Linked DNA regions of Homo sapiens: region 1 is linked to region 2. The links are chromatin contacts, found by Hi-C or POLR2A ChIA-PET in ENCODE. All regions are on one chromosome and are shown on one strand. The core of a region is the stretch at or near the end of the contact, and the rest is flanking DNA. Distances in the headings are between cores, read along the strand shown.

Region 1 (5,870 bases), core at 2,305-4,804, 290 kb after region 2:
TGTGAGGATGAAATGAACATTTAAATTGGTAGGCTGAGTAGAGCAGATTGCTCTCCTCAACATGGGTGGACCTCATCCAGTCAGTTGAAAACCTGAATAGAAGAAAAGGACTGACCCTCACTCGACCAAGAAGGAACTCCTCCTGCCTGACTGCCTTTGAACTGGGATATCAGCTGTTTCCTTCTTTTGGTCTCACACGGAAACACTGGCTGTTCCTGGGTCTCGAGCCTGCCAGCGTTTGGATGAAAGCTACACCATCAGCTTCTGGGTCTCCAGCTTGTAGACTCCACCTGCAGATCTTGGGGATCTTGAGACTTACTGACCTCTATAATTGCATGCTGTACATTACATGCTCTGTTTCTCTGGAAGACGCTGACAAGTACCTAATCTAACCTTGGAGGGGACAGCCCATCACGTTTGCCATAGTCTGTTAGTTAGAAGTGAGTCACTTGGTCTAGTCAACACTCAAGGAGAGAGGAAGATGACACATGTTGTGGGGTACCAGGAGGCGTGGGGTACCATGTTAGAAACAGGCCTAGTGTAGTGCATCGCCTGCCAAGTTAGAATGAAGAATGGAGATAACTGGAGGTGTGTGGAGCCGGCAGCAGGAGAGGAAACAGGAGAGGAGTTTGCATGTGGCCTTGGAAGTTACCCAGGGAGGTCACCTTTTAGTGCTTTCTCTCTGGCTGGTTAGGGATTTGCAACCCAAACCTAGGGTTTCATAGTGAAACAAAAGCATGAAACATAATCAGCATCCAGATCTGGCACACAGCAGAATTTGGCAAGTCTCAAAGCCTGTGGAGATCCAGGCACAGCAGAAAAAGCATAGATTTGGACTCAGAGGACCCAGATCAGAGCTCCACAGAGCCACGCAATGAACTTGGCCAAGCTGTACGAGGACTCTGAGGTGGGGCTCTGTCTTCCCATCTGTGAAATGAGACTAATGGCACCTTCTTCACAGAAATGCTGGCAACATTAAATTAAATTCTCATTTCCTTAAAAGTGTTCCATTGAAAGCTAGTTCAGCAAAAATATGACTAGACAGAAAAGGATTACACTAACCATTCAATGTGAGAAATTCTGGGTTAAAAGGTGAACCAATCCTCTTCCTACAGCGTCTGAGGGTCATTGAGAGGTACTGAGTATTCTGGGCCTGCAAAAGAAAGGCAGATGAGTCAGTGTTAACCAAACAGATTTGGCTACCACACTTTCTCCAAGAGAATCTTATGTGACTTGTGTTAAATAATGAATTAAATAACACAGGTATAAATGTTTACCCATGGAGCCTGGCAGATCACCCACATACAGTCAGTGTATGTTGACTCTGAATCAGATTATAACACAGTAGTCATGGCAGTAAGCCACAGTGAGATGACCGGGACCAAAATCACAGATGTCCTAGCATTTGGGTGATAGAATAAATCAATCTCCTGCTACTAGATGTGACTATCCTGTGGATAAATAGCGGGACTACTAGGTTGGGCTTACTAGGTAGTGCTCTGATAGATTCTCTCTCTCTCTTTCTCTCTCTCTCTGTATATATACATATATATATGTTTTCATTGGCTGCATGGAGCTTTAGTTTTTATTTTTATTTTTCAGAGACAGAGTCTCACTCTGTCATCCAGGCCGGAATGGAATGGTGCAATCATAGCTCACTGCAGCCTTGATCTCCTGGGCTCACACAATCCTCCCACCTTAGCCTCCCAAGTAGCCAGGACTACAGGCACATGCCACTACACCTAGCTAATTTTTTTTTTATTTTTATAGAGACAGGAGCTCCATATGTTGCCCAGACTGGTCTCAAACTCCTGGGCTCAAGCAATCTTCCCGCCTCATCCTCCCAGAGTGCTGTGATTATAGATGTGAGCTGCGCCCAAGCGGCCCTGATAGAGTATTTTTTTTTTTAAACATCAGGCCAGACCATACTCCTGTAGAAAGGGAAGAGGTTTACTCCTGAAAAGAGAGGCTAGTCCCAGTGTCACACTTATCTGAGGAGGAGGTGGGAAAACGGCACTCTGAAGGCAGGCCTTAGCCAGATAGGACAGAATTCCTAGCCTTTCTCTCTCCCTCTGAACTTTGAGTTGGCTCAGTTGGCTTGGGAGCAAAGCTTAAAGATGGCTTTGGACACACAAACCCAGCCCTGAAGAAGACAAGAAGGCATCCGGTAAGATATCTCAAGCTGAAGACTAACGCATCTTACTTTACAAAGTGTATTTCTCATTTTATGTTCCTCTTTTATTCGATGTTTTTGTTAAAAATCTAGCCTTCTGTGAGAGCCTTTAAAAATGCTTCAGCTGTGCTGGAGGAACTAAGGTCATGCTGGGGGTGCATGCTAGGAGAGGCGTGTCATCTGAGGCCAGCATGATCATGCCTGGTGTGACTCTTGGAGTGAACTTCTCAGTTCACATCCCTGGCCCCTTCCCAGGGACTTGCCCCGATTCAGTGAGGTGAGTTCCAGAGGTCGTGTCTTTACTTGGTGACATGAGCCAGGGCTACTTTCTTCAGGGCTGAATGCCTAAATGAAGCCGGGCTAATCATATTGTCTTTCCTGGAAATGTGGAGATTTGTGTTCAGAGGACCGGCACCTGAGGGTCCTGGAGCTGAGCCACAGAGCATCCTAAAGGGAAAGTCCAGATATTCCCACAGTTAAGGTCTCTGGAGCCTCCCTACTTCTTACCCTGCTGAGGTTTGGTTTTTAAACTCAGATCTTCTCAATACATTTTTCTTTTTACTTAAACTGGACAAAGTCTGTTTCTCCCCCTTTAATCAAATGAATCTCAATTAATACATAGCAGCGGCAGTCAATTTTTTTTTTTTAAAGAAATCTCCAAAGGCAAGGTAAGTAGTGGCGTATAGGAATAGCAGGCTTGAAGCTCTACCATTCAGTGGTAACCCTAAGTAAATCCCTAAGTGGAGAATCCTAAGTAAAATAGAGGTACAGTTACCAAATAATCAGGGTAGATCCCAGGGGTCAAAATCTGAGGAGAGTTAGCCTCAGGGAAGTGGAGCCATGATGTACCAGCAGCTGAGCACCAAGGAGAAAACAGAACACAAAGCATTAAACAGGCTGCCCAGTGGATGGTCAAAATAGGGGACAGGTGTGAGCAGAGTTTAGCTAAGGAGCTAAAGTTCAGAGGAATGACCTCAGGCTTAGACAAACTGAAACTCAGGGCAGGGACACAAGTCAGGGTGACAAAACACTACCCAGTGGGATCATAGGTCAAAGCAGAAGCCCAGTTACCAGAACTGGAGCACGAGGTCAGAGCAGGGCAGCTCATCAGTGTGTAACCAATGCTGCTGGACTCCTCAGTTTCCCAACAAGGGACAGGTCTGGTCCCACAGTCTGGAGCAGGGCTAAGGCTGCAGGCAGGGGTGAAGAACAAGGCAGCCGGGGTGTGGGGACAGGGAGTCAGTGCTCACACTGCGATCTCGCAGCCTTCTTCTCCATAGTGACACAGCCCTGGGGCCTCTGCTCAGCCCCTGAGCTTCCAAGCAGAAAGAGCTGTAGGAGAGGATGAAGTAAGTCAGGGAAACGGAGCCACCGTCATCAGCCTGGAGCCCTTGTCCTGCATGGAGTGGCGCGTGGGGGCGGAGGAGAGGGAGAGCTGCTTTTGTTTGTTTATTTCCTCATAGCAACTCACAAACTTAGCCAAATACAGATACAAATGAAGTGCATGAAAACTTTCCTAACTTCCTGACTCAGAATCGTTACTAAATATATAGATCAGATGTAGGCGGACGAAGGCAGAATTGTAGGTTCCACCTAACAGTCCTCAAACACTGCTGCCCCTGTGCCCCTCCATGTAGAAAGAGCTCCCAAAGGTCACCAGGATGTGCTTGCCGTTTTGCTCAGTATTTTCTAAAATAATCAAAATGGAAACTGAAAATTCACCTTCCTCATGTCTCCTAACCTCAGAGGAGCCAAGCACAACTGGAGAGGCTTGGTCGAAATTGATGATTGATTGATTAGTTATCCTCTCTTTAGTGCCCTCTCTCACCTTACTCCTCATTTACTCCTGTGACAGGCCATGACGGGGGCTCACAGGACTGAAGATATGGCTACAGTTCCCATGGGGTGCAGGTGATTCCAGCAGGCTGAGACGAAGTTTCAGCACAGAGGGCATGGATGAGTTGGTGTTTCCATGAGAGGAAGGATTGGATAGGTCACGCATTCTGAAACAGATTTGCAAGGGTCTTTAGAAGTTATCTGGCTCCAGTGTGCATCATCTGATGAAACTGGTTTATCTAGCAGTTGGCAAAGGGTAAGGTTATTCTTAATGAATATTTCCATGAGGGCCCAGGATTAGGTGTATCAACATGTTCATTCCTAGATTTCAGCTGTCCTTGAAGAAACTGGTAGAGGGGAAGGGAGAGGGAGTGGAGGCAATTGTAGAATAGAGAGGATCATATCAGACCTTGTCATGAAGGTAGTGTAAGCCTCAAAAGAATTTGTCACCAAGCTCCACAAAAGAAATAAAAACTTTTCCCTTCTTCCTTTTGTAATCTACCTTTACTGAATTTGGACTACATAAACTCATTTGTTTTCAATTTAACCGCTATGTGATTAGTGGGGTAGGTTGCCAGAATATGCAGAAAAGAAAATAAAAATACTGTAAATCAAGTTTTCCCATTCTTCACCCCTGCCGCCTTTGCATTTGGGGACCTTCAAAGCTCCTGGCAGGATGTGGCTTTGACTCTGGGTTTTCTCATGTACAGCCCTTAGAAGAGTGCTTGGCACATAACAAATGCTGTGTAAGCATTTGCGATTAGTAGTAACATTTGTAGTCACATTTGTACCTTTCATGTAGAATTCCCTACCCTTAATCCAGCCAACTCCTACCTTCCCTGATAGACCACGGCCTTCATCACTGTCCAGGGCTTAGGGCTTACAGAATTTAACTCTGAATACTTTGATTAAAATCATTGTTTCTACAGATGAGAAAGTTAAAAAGGACTCCCCACTTTATGTAGCTCTTGGAGAGGGAACTTGATGATTAAGCTACTCTCAATTATTAATACTGAGAAGAAGAAAAATGTGCAGGCAGTCCTCACTGCCATCCCCTCTTAAATTCCATCCATCTGCTGCCTGGATGGTGCTGACAAACCCCTATTTCACTTTTCACTTCATTGATTCACTCATTCAACAGTTTCCCTGCTGATTCATCCGTCTCAAAGTCAACTTGTTAACATTTTACCTTACCAATTCAGGAACACCAGCGGTTGGAAAAAGAATGTAAGTACTGGTTACTCCATAGCAGGAGATGAAAAGATGATTCATTCCTTACCATTCCTCTGCTTTCAATTACTTTTGTAAGAATACCATGTAGCAAAAGCTGAGGTGCCCTGCATGCAGTCAAAAACGTATTTTTGCACCTTTTTCATTCATGGATCCATAGGATTCTACTAGACAGTCCTCTCCCATTTAGGATTGTCTGTTCTCAATATCATAGACTAAATACAAACAACTGTGAAAGGCAGCTGTTCACAATGAAGCAGCCACAAAGCTAAGCACAAAGGTATTCTGCAGTGGTTTTTGAGCTTCAACTATCCAACTTGATTCATTCCCTGTAAGTCCAGTTTTCCCTAGCCTGCAAACATAAATAAGGAAAGTCATTTTCCTATTATTTACAGCAACTTCAAGACTCCATTTATCAAATTAGCTGGGCCACAGTCCCCTTCCCCAGGAATCCTCAAAGGTGGTGGTATTTCATGTGCTTTCCTGAGTCAGTTAATCTCTGCTTCCATGGGCTCAGGCCATCAATCTCCACTCCGTCCACTGGCCACTTAGGCCAACTGCCAGTTGCCATTTACTCCTCTAGAACTGCTGACCTGCCTATGGCGAATGCTGCTATTTCCATGCCACTCTT
Region 2 (5,534 bases), core at 2,957-5,456:
TGGTTGGATTTTAAAGGGATCATTCTTAACAAATATTTAGCAGAGTGCCTGGCACATAATAGTTGCTCAATGAGTAACATTTAGTATTATTATTGTAGAAAAAGAAAATGAGAAAGAAAAAGTGAGAGAAAAGAAAGAAGTGAAAGAAAATTGTTGTAGACAGAGTGATCAAGGAAGGATTTATAAAGGAGGTGAGGCTTGAGTTGGATTAAGGTTAACTGAATTTTTGTAAGCATGAAGAGGGGCAATGTATTCATTCTAAATTATAACAAATTTACCAATAAAAGGTTTGTATTTTGTAGAAATGAGAAACTGATTACATCTGCTTATTTGGACAGTGAATGGAACCACATATTCTGCCTGTTGGCAAACACCAAATCTGTATAGTTTATTTTCTTCAAAGGTAAGTAATGAGAAAATTAACTGACAAGGCACACTGGATCAACAGGTTACTATGCTATATTTGATAAATAGGCTTATTCCTGATACCTCAGACTTACTCCAGGATTTTTTTTTTTTTTTTAATAGAGTCTCGCTCTGTCGCCCAGGCTGGAGTGCAGTGGCATGATCTGGGCTCACTGCAACCTCTGCCTTCCAGGTTTAAGTGGTTCTACTACTTCAGCCTCCCAGTAGCTGGGATTACAGGTGCCTGCTACCTCACGTGGCTAATTTTTGTATTTTTAGTAGAGACAGTGTTTTGCCATGTTGGCCAGACTGGTCTTGAACTTCTGACCTCAAGTGATCTTTCCGCCTCGGCTTCCCAAAGTGCTGAAATTACAGTCATGAACCACCGCGCCTGGCCAGGAATTTGGTAAGCCATGTTTACATATACAGTGGACCAGGTAGGAACCCTAAATATGCTTTTCCTTGGATTGGTCCAAATGCCTTGGTCATTCTCTCCCAGCATAATCCAAGCAAAGATAAACAATGACCAATGAATAAGGCTCAGTAGTCAATCGGTTGAATGGGAAAGCACCACAGCCACTTAGATCATAAAAAGCCCAAGTCTGCAGCCACTCAGTCAGTCCATTCTGCTAGCAAATTTCTGTTTATATATCTTCTCTCCAAGAAGGGGCTCTTCCAAAGCTGGCCCTAGATAGTTCCTCAGCCGATCGGTGAATTAATAGTCAATTAACTAAGTATTAGGTTGATGTGAAAGTAATCACGGTTTTGCCATTGAATATGTTACATTGAATATAAAGGCAAAAATTGCGATCACTTTCATACCAACCTAATATTATCACCTCTTTTTCTAATATGTGACCCTGTGATAAGAGAAAACCCCCCGATTTTCCTCTAAAGACCCATTCATTCTCCACTTTCAGTGCATGCTTTTCAGGTCCTGCTGATCTCAGGGTGGGATTTTGATTCAGGTCCCAGTAATCAGAGCACTGCAGTACCTGATTACCAACAGCCTTTACTATTTGTTCATGGCTGGGCTTGCAGTCCAAACTAGGCCAATGGAAACCCTTCCTGAGAATTTTTAAAGAATTAATTAATAATCACACTTCCGTTTGGAATTGCTAAAGTGGTAGAATGTAGGTGTGATGCTACTGGTGATTACTCTGCCTCTGTGTGGGAACAGCCTTCCTGAGAATGAAGGCACCCCAAAGAAAAGTGAGCTCTGAGATGGAAGGGCTCAGCTCTGAAGATGTCATTTGAGCATCTATACGGTGCTGCATTGTACATATCATGCTTCTGGACTTCTAAGTTATTGAGCCAATAAGTTATTATATTTTGTTTAAGCACATTTGAGTTTGCATTTCTGTCATTGTCAACCAAGAGTTCTAACAGTCGGCTCACAGAGCCTCCGATGTAACGTTCCCACTGTAAACATTCAGATTGATTAATTAATTTGAATCCCAGCTATAGAACCCTGATAGAGAGAATCTCTACCCTCTGATCCAATCAGACAGGCTCACAGAGCACAAACATACCTGTTGTACTCTGGTGGGTGGGTGAGGGGGGATAGTGATCATGGAAGAGGAACAGAGATACATAACCAAAGCCATTTGGTTCAAATGTGTGTGACTTTTATAATCAGACAATAAGAATATTTATTTTGAATAATCACTTAAAACAATTTAAGTAGATTTGAATAATCTATTAACAAATTTTTGCTTTTTTGTTACATTCAGTGGCTGCCAAGAGTTTTTAATCACTCAAGTGATTTTAGTTAACAATTAATAATGAAAATCTAAGCAACAAAAATGTTCACTCTAAGTCATTTGACATAAGAGAACTAGTGCTCAGATGGTACACGGAGAACCCATTTTTCATTTCCACGCTTCACAATCTCACACTCTTTTGCCAAATTCCTACAACCAGTCCTTAATGACCTAGTCTCAGTCTCAAAGTACCTCTCTCCCTAAGGCATCCTGTCTCCCCAGAAACAGGAATGTATTGCTAAGTGGACCTTACAGATTATTTAGGCCAGCTTTCATATGAGATGAAAAGTTTCAAAGAAGTCAATAATAGTGAAACATTTTTTTAAAAGGTTGGGGGGGGGATTCTAATTTTATTGAAATCCCCCAAAGAACTTGATATTACAGGTGACATCAGTTCCAGCTCAGACTGTAGCTAGTTGAGTCCTCTGTTCCACAGATTTTATTCCTAAGTAGATCTTTGCCTTTAGAAGTGAGTGTCAAGCCTATTCAGTAATTTCAAGCTGGAAGAGACCTTGGGAATTTTCTAGTCCATATCTGTCATTTTATTTTTATTTTTATTTTTTTTGAGACTGAGTCTTGCTCTGTTGCCCAGGTGGGAGTGCAGTGGTGCTATCTCGGTTCACTGCAACCTCTGCCTCCTGGGTTCAAGGGATTCTCCTGCCTCAGCCTCCCGAGTAGCTGGGATTACAGGCATGTGCCACCACGCCTGACTGATTTTTGTATTTTTAGTAGAGATGGGTTTTCACTGTGTTGGTCAGGCTGGTCTTAACTCCTGACCTCTGGCGATCCACCTACCTTGGCTTCCCAAAGTGCTGGGATTACAGGCACGAGCCACTGCACCCGGTCCATACCCATTATTTTAAAGAGGAGGAAACTCAGGCTCAGAAAATATGGACCAATAATCAAAGCAGGGAGACACGTACATCCCAGGAAGGAAAAATGGCTGGAACAAAGGCGCTGAGTCAAGAAAAGATATACTCAGGGACAAAATTTTGAAAATGAATTTGGATGTGACTTTAGTTGCTTAATGGGTTGACTGTAAACTTGAAAGGTAAATTATTAGGTCCAAATTATAGAAGGTTTTGAATGTTAAGGTGAAGGGTTGTTGCTTTGTTTTTAACTTTATAAACACATAAAAGTAGGGAAAGTTGAATAATGAAAGCCATGTGGTTACCACCCATTTTCTACAATGATCAACTCATGATCAGTTATATTCCTTCTATGACTCTACTTCCTCCCTCCTTCTCTTCTGTCTCCCAGATTATTTTGAAGCAAATCTTTGTCATAATATAGCTTTATAAATATTTCAACATATTTCAAGCCCCAAACTAAAGACTTAGAGGGTTTCTAAGTATTCTGTAGATAAGAAGAAGCCTTTGAATATTTTCAACCCAGGGAGCAACATGTTCAGAACTGCAGAAGGCTCTTCCGGCAGTTCCATATGGGATGGATTGGAGTAGGAAGTGGCAGGGTAGTGTAAGCACTTGATATGCCACATTGTCCTTGTCACAGAAGCGTTGTTTCCTATTTTCCAAGTTTAACGTATGCTCTATAGTTTCCCTTGCTGGTATTTAAGGGTAGAAATAATTTATAGATTCTTGGCCAATGGAGATATTTCCGTTTTAGAGGTTTTGTCATTCTGACATTTCAGTTTCACGCTTTGTAGTTCTTTTATGCATTGAGGTGTATGGCAATAATGTAAGTGTGAATTTTTCTATTTCTCCTTATGTATTAAATATTCACCTTTTATTTTATTATATTGCTTAATGAGGACATTCTGTGTACTAGTTTGATGTTTATGGAAGAAAAACAAAAGCTTCCCTAGCTCTAAAAACTTGCCTTTTAAGTTCCTCATCTCTATAAGTAGCAAAACATAACACATAAATTATTCAGGCAATACAAAATGAAAATAAATACATTTCAATTGGCTATCTAAGAGATTATTTCTCTGTGCATTGAGTCTTCTTTTATGTAGTCACTGCAAAACCATGAAAGATTGAAATATTTTCTGAATGAGAAATCTTTCAACATGAAGCAGCACACACAGCACTGTGAGCAGAAACTAAAATAAACCCTGTCTGGCCTCAAGGTTCATGTTGCATATTTAGAGTTGGAAATACTCATTTCAGGGTACATTTTTCTTTAACCCAGTCATCCCAGAGTGGAACAACAACATAGAGAATAGATAAGATTGTCTGTCTGGCTAGCTGAACACACTGTCCTTCACACTGCTGAGAAATTTGCAGAGTATGGTAGAGGTTTTTAGATCTTGAAACTGTACAAGGCACTCTTCTGCTTTTAATTTATGCTTTGAAGATTTATACAAAATAGAAAGACCAAATAACTCACTTTCCATTTAAAGTGCTCACGTTTTCCATCTGGTACATTGTTATGAATAACATGTCTGCATGACATAACAGAAAATTTTTCATACCAGTGCGGGTCTGCCATCAATTTATAATCAGAAATGTCACATGACGTATTGAAAAGAAATCAGAATTACACACGGTTGCTGCATTTGCCTTCTTATATTTCTTACCAGAAGCCCTTTTCCTTCTTTTCAGCTGCCTCTGTGAATTGTGTGGAATCATTAGAGAAAAACCCAAGTAGAGAGCTAGCAATTTTACAAAACTGTAAAAAAGTTCTTTGAATAACCATAACAATGGTATATTTTCAGTGCTTTTCCTGTTATCTTTTTGGTTGCATTTTTAAATCAAAACACAAAATTGATAGATGACAGATAATAAAAAATTTTTATAACCAGATCTCTTCTAATGCTTGAAATTTCAGGTGAATCAACAGAAAGCAATATGAGCATGATTATGCTGCTATAATGGGTCAGACCAGTACCTCATGCTAACTAAAAGTCTGTCTATGACTGTGGCAGTCATGTGTATTTTCTGAAAAAGAATTCTAGCTTCTCTACAGGATTTCAGACTTAGAAAGTCAGAGACCTGCCCAAAGCTTTCCCAAACTTCTAATTAACAGAGGGCCAAGGCAGAGAACTTGAGTTCTCATTACTGATCTCCCACTAATGGGATGTGCCACCTTAGGTGTATTGTTAATTTCTGTTTACAGTGTTTCACTTTCTTTATTTCCAGATAAGAAAAGATTCTAATTACAAAAACAATTTTAAAAGAGTCTACACATAGAAGATAATAATTGCTATTATTTTTACTTATCTAAATCTAGGGAATCATGATTGCCAACAATCACTCAGCACCAACAATTTACTGAATGTTTATCTGCCTGCATTCTTCTTGTGGCTGGAAATGTAGCAGTGAACCAGACCGAGACCCTGATCCGCTGGGTATATAGCTGGGGGAGTCAGACATTCATGAAAATGACTTCTAGTGCCACAGATAT

Evidence for each region. Hi-C counts contacts between places; a loop is a spot of excess contacts on that map. ChIA-PET counts read pairs that join two places held with the same protein, here RNA polymerase II (POLR2A). Pooled maps may share reads with other maps.
Region 1: a pooled map shows a loop between it and region 2 (2.2-fold over the local background). The contact joins two enhancer-like sites. A Hi-C loop is called at or near these places in 2 of 168 maps with a recorded cell type or tissue (Caco-2 and endothelial cell of umbilical vein) and 2 of 50 pooled maps. POLR2A ChIA-PET finds 5 or more read pairs at or near these places in 1 of 52 experiments (activated T-cell).

The regions. Positions count from the first base shown.
Region 1 is chr2:215,746,242-215,752,111 of GRCh38, forward strand. It overlaps LINC00607 (long intergenic non-protein coding RNA 607), which reads right to left. Exons shown (of 10, transcript NR_037195.1): 2 at 4,002-4,176; 3 at 1,063-1,153. Among named protein-coding and RNA genes, the nearest start is that of LINC01614, 31 kb to the left of the region's middle. Within about 2 kb of position 3,555, at least 11 of the 41 ENCODE cell types and tissues checked have a DNase peak (open chromatin) inside an H3K27ac peak, as active enhancers do.
Region 2 is chr2:215,456,590-215,462,123 of GRCh38, forward strand. It overlaps LOC102724849 (a long non-coding RNA gene), which reads left to right. Exons shown (of 4, transcript NR_110607.1): 2 at 303-403; 3 at 5,361-5,534. Among named protein-coding and RNA genes, the nearest start is that of FN1, 23 kb to the left of the region's middle. Within about 2 kb of position 4,207, at least 2 of the 41 ENCODE cell types and tissues checked have a DNase peak (open chromatin) inside an H3K27ac peak, as active enhancers do.